Linked DNA regions of Homo sapiens: region 2 is linked to region 1. A link is an interaction called in ENCODE POLR2A ChIA-PET data of the cell type or tissue named here. Cell type or tissue: Panc1. All regions are shown on one strand. Links, peaks and the distances in the headings refer to the core of each region. The heading gives the core; the rest is flanking DNA.

Region 1 (4,389 bases), core at 113-4,112:
AAGTTTCATCTATATCTCTATTATGGATCAGAAATTCCCAAAGTGGAAATAAAATCCACTCTCTGTATTAAAGATATCTAAGTCTACTTTAACTACATTATGTTCTTGGAGGGGATATCTTAATGGACTAAGTATGAGGTTTGAAATATCTAGACTTCCTGGAACCACAGGTTCAATTCCCAGCTGAATCAGCTCAGTCCTCCAGTCTTCACTGGCAGATAAAGTAAGATGCTAACAAGCTTACTGTGCATAGATCTATCAGATGAGTTGCAGTAACTCATAATCTTGCCTATTTTTTTTGAAGTGGACATTTAACTTGATTTTGGTGGTTTTGATCTTGAAAAATTCCATACAGTCTGCATGGTAAACTTGATGCTTAATTTATTCAAAAGGGATGTGCTATTTAGGGTGAGCTCGCACCCTCCACCAAGTTTGAGACATTCTTAAACATCTGTGGGGTTTGAAATGGGCAGGTTGTTGCGATTCCAATTACCTCTTCCTAACTCCATACCTTCCAGTTTGCCTGGACTTGAGCTTCCTGTCTTGCCTCACCCTTTAGTGTATCTTCCTCTTGGCTTGACCTTAGCTTGGCTCTCTAGTTTTGGTTATTGAGCTTGCTTTGAATTCTGGCACAGGTGAATTCTTCAAGCCCTACTTAACTTGGATTCTGGACTTTTCACTACTCTGACTTCCAGGACTGGCATGATATCTCAAGTTTTACTTCAGTTTCTGTGAATGGAGAGGGAACATGGTATAAAAAAAGAGCTCTAGGGCTTGGGAAAAATTAAGAGTTTCCAGAAAGACTATTTCCTAAACTGCCCCTGTTTATTCTTGTTCTGTGCGCTAGTCCTAGCACTGACACAAAGTAGTTCTGCAATGATGAGCAAGTCATTTGATTTATCTGCAGTTTGGTCTGCAGAATGGGTAGGCTAGACTACATGAGTTCATGGCTCCTTCTCTGTCCTAAGATTCTTGGATCTTTCTTGGTTTCTGTCTGGGCACCCCATCACTCAAGCTCCAGCTCAGTACAGAAAGGGACTGAAAAATGTTTTAAAACCTAAATTTTATGCATCATCATAGCCACTAATTAATGCCAATTGAGCACTAACACCTTGTGTTAAGAATTTTAGAATTCTTTACCTCTAGTGGAAAATAAAAGAATTTTAGAATTTTATAGAATGCAGAGAGGATTGGCATTTTGGAATTTTTTATCAAGGGGAGATTCCATAACATAGTCTCAAAGAGAAGCTCATTTTTATTTTTATTGTGGGGTCTGAAAGAAATGAAGTTGACTGGCTAGTAGAGAGTGGTGGTGAAGAACATGGACTCTGCAGCCAGAGAGCCTGCTCTGAATCCAGGTTCCAACCCTTACCAGCTGTGAGACTTCAGCGAACTGATCAATTTCTCTGTGTTTCAGTTTTATCTTATAAGGTTGTTACGAGGATAAAATGAATTACTGCTAAATAGTGCTTAGAACTGTGTCTGGAACACAATATGCACTATGTAAATGTTGGTTAAATAAATAAAAATATTGGAGCTACAAAGTCTCTCATTCATTTCAAGGTGTATTTCTGTGTATATCCTGATCACTAATAAGTAGCAGAGATATTATGACATATATTTAATATCTACAATTAAGTTGCAGGCTTATGCATAGAGAAACACTGATGTAATTCAGTATTGTTAAGATTGCAGGAAACATAATTATATAAGATGTGGGGGTGGGGTAGGGTGTGTGTGAGAGAGAGAGAGAGAAAGACAAAGAGAGATAGAGAGATAGAGAGATTGAATGAGCATGAGAAATCTTTCTAATACACCAATAAAAAGTCTGTCTCTAAAATACTTAATTTTTTCACACCGTGTATTTGTGTCTCACTAAAAAACGCAATATAGAACATCTGTATTGTTAATAAACCTCCCATAGAGAGCACTGACACTTGAATAGCCTGAAATGTTTTCTGACATCTGACCAGAGCTAATCATAGATGCTTCTATAGGTTGGTTTCTGCTTTTGGAGCATTATTCAAATATTGCTGCAGTATTGTGTTAAATTCTCAAATCATACCCAATAGATAGCAAAGGTGGGCCTTGAATAATTTAAGCCTTGTATTAGGTTTTGTGTTAGAACTGAGGAAATAGCCTGGTGAGCATTTATTAGACTCCACTTATGTATCAGTTGCTGTTCTAAGTGCTTTACATGTATCAACTCATTCAGGTTTCAAAACAACCTTATGATGTAGGCGTTTTCCCATTTTATGAATGAAGAAACTGAGGGATACAGAGTTTAAGTAATTTGCTCAAACTATACAGCTAGTGACTGCCAGAGCTCAGTTAAGCCTTTTTGTTTAGTGCCTGGGGTTTTGGGCCAGGTCCTAGGCATTTTGGAAAACTGAAGAGAGAACTAGGCACCACAGAGCTGGGCTAAAGGAGCTGACACTGTGGTGGGATTCCTAATAGAACCCTGTGGTTTGCTGGCACAGGGCCCTCTACAGGCAGGTGGGGTAAGAGCTGGGGCAGATAAGGAAAGACACCACAGTTTAACATCTGATGCTCAGCTCAGAGAGGAGACCTCTCTGCCTCTTCTCAGCACTGCCTTCAGGTCTGGAGTGAGTCTCTGTACTCTTGGTCGTGCATCCCTGAGGGTGAGGTCTGGATCCTACTCTCTTTACACCCAACACTTAGCACCATGTCTGACACATTGTAGGCACCCAAAAGACCTGCGGTTAAGTATGAATCTCTTTTTTCAACTTAGGGTTCTGAAGCTTTAATATGAAAATTTTATTTATTTTTGTTTTTATTACGTAGACTTGGAAATAAAGCAAGAGAATGATGATCATCAACTACCTAGAAGCATCAGTTAAGTTAGCAGTACTAAACCTTTTTTTGTCATCATAAAACATTTGCGGGCCTGGCGTGGTGGCTCACACCTGTAATCCCAGCATTTTGGGAGGACGAGGTGGGCAGATCGCCTGAGGTCAGGAGTTTGTGACTAGCCTGGCCAAGATGGTTAAACCTCATCTCTACTAAAAATACAAAAATTAGCTGGGCGTTGTGGTGGGTGACTGTAATCTCAGCTACTCGGGAGGCTGAGGCAGGAGAATTGCTTAAACCCAGGAGGCAGAGGTTGCAGTGAGCTGAGATCATGCCACTGCACTCCAGCCTGGGTGACAGAGTGAGACTCTGTCTCAAAAATAAATAAATAAATAAAATATACATAAAAAATAAATAAAATATTTGCAGTTTTTTTAAACTCACAGGTTCAACTCATAACTTTTTTCTCCTTAATCTTGAGTTTATATATTTTGGCTGGTGCTAAACACCAATGTCACCCTCTCCAATTATAACAGCAAGAAGACATTTTAACCTAAACAGTGTTCTTCAGATTAATGAAATCTAATAGCAACTCTTTCACCTCTGGGCTATTCCAAACCAAGTGGTAATGACCAAAGACCATTCCTCATCTTGTGCTTGGATAGGAAACCCTGAGAAATGAGTCTTGGGCTTGGTCCAGTTTTTAGTGGAAAGTGCACACATCACAAAACTTAGTTTCAAAATTCGCCTCCATGCTGACAGTCTCTGTTAGAAGGGCAGAGCATCCAGGCTCAGACCTTGAACTGAAAAATCCTTCTCACTTTTCAACAATGCCCCTTTGGTTAGAATGCAGGTCAGGCATACTTGTCCAGCCATGGCCATTACTGGGCTGTCTGCTCTAGGGCTAAAAAAAGATGTTGATTTCCTGTAATATCTGCCCTGCAATTTTTACAGGAACAATGTTCATTAAATTAAAAATAATAAACCAGGCAATGTTCTTGTGTAACCTGTTTCTTAGAACTTGCTGTCCACATGACAGCCTTCCAGGATGTCTTTTCTTGTCCATACTAGGTTAAAGCATCAACAAAGCTTTGTTTTGTGTTAAACTCAAAGGTGTCTTTCTGCAGATTCTTCCAGAACTGCTTGATGGGGGAGAGGGAAGATCATGCCTGGCAAAAAGTGATTTACACTAACATATACACAAAGAAGATAATCATCTTGTTTTATGTGCCGGTTGCAGTGGCTCACACTTGTAATCCTAGCACTTTAGGAGGCTGAGGTGGGCAGATCGCTTGAGGCCAGGAGTGTGAGACCAGCCTGGGCAACATGGCAAAACCCTGTCTTTACAAAAAATACAAAAAATTAGCCAGGTGTGGTGGTGTGTGCCTGTAGTCTCATCTACTTGGGAGGCTGAGGTGGGAGGATCCCCTGAGCCTGGGGAGATAGAGGCTACGGTGAGCCACGATCATGCCACTGCACTGCAGCTTGGGTGACAGAGTGAGACCCTGTCTCAAAAAAAATTGTTTTATGAGTGAGTAAGCATATATAATTATAAGTAAGATCCTAAATCTTTATTAG
Region 2 (4,389 bases), core at 1-4,000, 110 kb before region 1:
AGGTCTGTGGCCTGATGGCATGGCTCCTCAGTGAAAGCAATGATAGGGAGCTCATGTGAACTTGTCTATTTCCACTAAACCCTTTTCATGTACTTCATGTGCTTTCATGTATAGACCAACAGCAAAGCCTTTACTGCCAAGACTTCCTGTGTGCGGCGCCGCTACCGTGAGTTCGTGTGGCTGAGAAAGCAGCTACAGAGAAATGCTGGTTTGGTGTGAGTTTGCTCTTGCTTCCTTCTTGGGTCTGTGACTGGCTTTTTGGGTGCTTATGTAGGAACTGGAGTTGACAATGAAGAGAACTTGCAACATACCAGGCACTAAGGAAATTGGGAAATATGTTGTTTCTTTTTTTGTTTTTTGGGTTTTTTTTTTTTTTTGATGTAGGGTCTTGCTTTGTTACAGAGGCTGGAGTGCAGTGGTGCAATCATGGCTCACTGCAGCCTCAACCTCCTGGGTTCTAGCAATCCTCCCACCTCAGCTTCCCAAGTGGCTGGGACTACAGGTGCATGCCACCACACTTGCCTAATTTGGAAAATATTTTTGTAGAGATGGAGGTCTCCCTATGTTACTAGGGTGGTCTTGAACTCCTGGGCTCAAGCAGTCCTCCTGCCTTGGCCTTCCAAATTGTTGGGATTACAGGTGTGAGCCACCAGGCCCGGCTGGGAAATAATGTTTTTTTTTTTTTTGAGATGGAGTCTTGCTCTGTTGCCCAGGCTGGAGTGCAGTGGCATGATCTCATCTCACTGCAACCTCCACCTCCCAGGTTGAAGCAATTCTCTCTGCCTCAGCCTCCCAAGTAGCTGGGATTACAGGTGCCCACCACTATGCCTGCCTAATTTTTGTATTTTTAGTAGAGGTGGGGTTTGTCCATGTTGGCCAGGCTGGTCTCAAATTCCTGGACTCAAGTGATCCACCTGTCTCGGCCTCCCAAAGTGCTGGGATTACAGGCGTGAGCCACCACTCCTGGCTGGGAAATATGTTCTTTTTTTTTTTTTTTTGAGACTGAGTTTTGCTCTTGTTGCCTGGGTGCGATCTCGGCTCACCGCAACCTCCACCTCCCGGGTTCAAGAGGTTCTCCTGCCTCAGCCTCCTGAGTAGCTGGGATTACAGGCATGCGCCACCACTCCTGGCTAATTTTGTATTTTTAGTAGAGATGGGGTTTCTCCATGTTGGTCAGGCTGGTCTCGAACTCCTAACCTCAGGTGATCTGCCTGCCTTAGCCTCCCAAAGTTGCTAGGATTATAGGCGTGAGGCACCATGCCCAGGCCTTCTTTTTTTTTTTTTTTTTTGAGATGGAGTCTCGCTCTGTCGCCCAGGCTGGAGTGCAGTGGTACAATCTCGGCTTACTGCAACCTCCGCCTCCCGGGTTCAAGCAGTTCTCTGCCTCAGCCTCCCGAGTAGCTGGAATTACAGGGGGTTACCACCATGCCCAGCTAATGTTTTGTATTTTTAGTGGAGGTGGGGTTTTACCATCTTGGCCAGGCTGGGTTTTTTTTGCTTTTTTTTTTTTTTTTTGAGACAGAGTTTCACTTTGTTGCCCAGGCTGGAGTGCAGTGACACCCTCCACCTCCCAGGCTCAAGCAATTTTTGTGCCTCAGCCTTCCGAGTAGCTGGGATTACAGGCGCCTGCCACCACGCCTGGCTGACTATTTTGTATTTTAGTAGAGATGAGGTTTTACCACGTTGCCCAGGCTGGTGTCGAACTCCTGAGCTCAGGCAATCCACCCATCTCCACCTCCCAAAGTGCTAGGATTACAGGTGTGAGCCACTGCGCCCAGCCTGGGCAGGCTGGTCTTAAACTGACCTCATGATCCACCTGCCTTGGCCTTCCAAAGTGCTGGGATTACAGACGTGAGCCACCATGCTCCGCCTTTTTTCTTTTTTTTTTTTTTTGAGACGGAGTCTCACTCTGTTGCCCAGGCTGGAGTACAATGGTGTGATCTCGGCTCACTGCTACCTCAGCCTCCTGGGTTCAAGCGATTCTCCTGCCTCAGCTTCCCGAGTAGCTGGGATTACAGGTCCCTACCCCCACGCCCAGCTAATTTTTGTGTTTTTAGTAGTGACAGGGTTTTACCATGCTAGCCAGGCTGGTCTCGAACTCCCAACCTCAGGCAATCCGCCTGCCTCGGCCTCCCAAAGTGCTGGGATTACAGGCGTGAGCCACCGCACCCGGCCAGATATATGTTCTTAAATCATATTTTCAAGTCAGTGAAAAAAGTAGAATCTAATTTCGAGTATTTTTACCTAACAAAGCCATACTAACATCAAAAATATTTTTCTTTCTTTATATGCATATATGTCTAGAGCTCAACAAATATACAGCTAACATTTTAAACAGTTTAAATCTGCTTATCAGAAAATTTTAAGCACCTGGACTTATTTGACAGCTAGTGTTTCCATCCACTTCACATGTAAAAATAATGATTTTTTTTTCTCTTTTAATACAGAGGTCCTTTTCCAGAGACATATGAGAGCCTAGGGAAGGCAGTTATTATTTACTCCTCACACCCACCTGCCAAATAAGTCCTGAAAGTGGAGAGAATTACAACAGTGATTTTGCTGTAGGATGGTCACTGAATACTCAGTGGTGATAGGTGGCCTGTTGAGTGACCAAGTCAGTTAGTTAACATGTGGAACTGATGAGGCTGTTGTCCTGGGGCAGGCCCTAATAAACCAGGTGAAACTCCGTTCCCCTGACAAATCCTATATCCTCCAGCCTGGCCTGTTTTTTTTTTGTTTTGTTTTTCTTTTTCTTTCTTTTTTTTTTTTTTTGAGACAGAGCTTAGCTAAGTGAGCCTCTGCCGGTCGCGGTGGCTCACGCCCAGCACTTTGGGAGGCTGAGGCAGGTGGATCATGAGGTCAGGAGTTCAAGACCAGCCTGGCCAAGATGGTGAAACCCCATCTCTACTAAAAATACAAAAAACTAGCCGGGTGTGGTGGCAGGTGCCTGTAATCCCAGCTACTCAGGAGGCTGAGGCAGAGAATTGCTTGAACCTGGGAGGCAGAGGTTGCAGTGAGCTGAGATTGTGCCACTGCACTCCAGCCTGGTGACAGAGCGAGACTGTCTCAAAAACAACAACAACAACTACAAAAAAATGTGAGCCTCAGCAGCCTCAAACGCCTGGGGTCAAGGGATTCTCCCACTTCAGCCTCCCAAGTAGCTGGGACTACAGGTATGTGCCACCATGCTCAGCTAATTTTTGTATTTTTTGTAGAGAAAGGTCTCACTTTGTTGCCCAGGCTGGTCTCTCAAACTCCTTGGCCTCAAGTGATCCTCCTACCTCAGTCTCCCAAGTTGTTGGGATTACAGTTGTGAGCCACTGCGTCCCACTCCAGTTTCTTCCTTTTTAAAAATAATAGTTGATGGTGGGTGTGGATTTCTTTTTTCCTTTTTTTTTTTTTTTCTGAGGCGGAGTCTCGCTCTGTCACCCAGGCTAGAGTGTAGTGGTGCAATCTCGGCTCACTGCAACTCCCAGGTTCAAGGGATTCTTCTGCCTCAGCCTCCTGAGCAGTTGGGATTACAGGTGTACACCACCACGGCTGGCTAATTTTTGTATTTTTAGTAGAGTCGGGGTTTCACCATTTTGGTCAGGCTGGTCTCCAACTCCTGACCTCATGATCTACGTGCCTTGTCCTCCCAAAGTGCTGCTATTACAGGTGTGAGCCACTGCGCCCGGCCTTTTTTTTTTTTTTGAGATGGAGTCTTGCTCCTGTCTCATCCTGCAGGCTGGAGTGTTTGCAGTGGCACGATCTCGGCTCACTGCAACCTCCACCTCACAGGTTCAAGTGATTCTCCTTCCTCAGCCTCCTGAGTAGCTGGGATTACAGGGGTGCACCACCATGCCCTACTAATTTTCTTTTCTTTTCTCTTTTTTGTTTTTTTTTGAGATGGAGTTTCGCTCTTGTTGCCCAGGCTGGAGTGCAATGGCTTGATCTCAGCTCACCACAACCTCCGCCTCCCAGGTTTAAGTGATTCCCCTGCCTCAGCCTCCCGAGTAGCTGGGGATTACAGGCATGTGCCACCACGCCTGGCTAATTATGTATTTTTATTTTTATTTATTTATTTATTTAATTTTTTTTTTTTTGAGACAGAGTTTCACTCTTGTTGCCCAGGCTGGAGTGCAAGGGTACAATCTCAGCTCACTGCAAGCTCCGCCTCCCAGGTTCACGCCATTCTCCTGCCTCAGCCTCCCGAGTAGTTGGGACTACAGGCGCCCGCCACCACGCCCGGCTAGTTTTTTCTATTTTTTAGTTGAGATGGGGTTTCACCGTGTTAGCCAGGATGGTCTCGATTTTCTGACCTCGTGATCCCCACCCACCTCGGCCTCCCAAAGTGCTGGGATTACAGGCGTGAGCCACCGCGCCTGGCTGTTTTTTTTTTTTAAAGGA

Evidence for each region. ChIA-PET counts read pairs that join two places held together with the same protein. Peaks named below come from ENCODE experiments on the same cell type or tissue, not always from the same donor. Only the 100,000 strongest peaks of a DNase experiment are listed, where the experiment ranks them.
Region 2: POLR2A ChIA-PET joins it to region 1 with 8 read pairs; 3 of 35 experiments call an interaction of 5 or more read pairs at or near these places.

What each region holds. Positions count from the first base shown.
Region 1 is chr17:48,226,434-48,230,822 of GRCh38, forward strand. All of the region lies in intron 4 of SKAP1 (src kinase associated phosphoprotein 1), which reads right to left. Among named protein-coding and RNA genes, the nearest start is that of SKAP1-AS2, 66 kb to the right of the region's middle. In Panc1, for the core only: a CTCF peak has its summit at 2,468 (motif pointing left); no DNase peak of the experiment used is centred there; H3K27ac peaks cover 333 bases; H3K27me3 peaks cover 625 bases.
Region 2 is chr17:48,113,187-48,117,575 of GRCh38, forward strand. SNX11 (sorting nexin 11) reads left to right here. Exons shown (of 7, transcript NM_013323.3): 4 at 115-215. Among named protein-coding and RNA genes, the nearest start is that of SNX11, 7.6 kb to the left of the region's middle. In Panc1, for the core only: no CTCF peak of the experiment used is centred there; no DNase peak of the experiment used is centred there.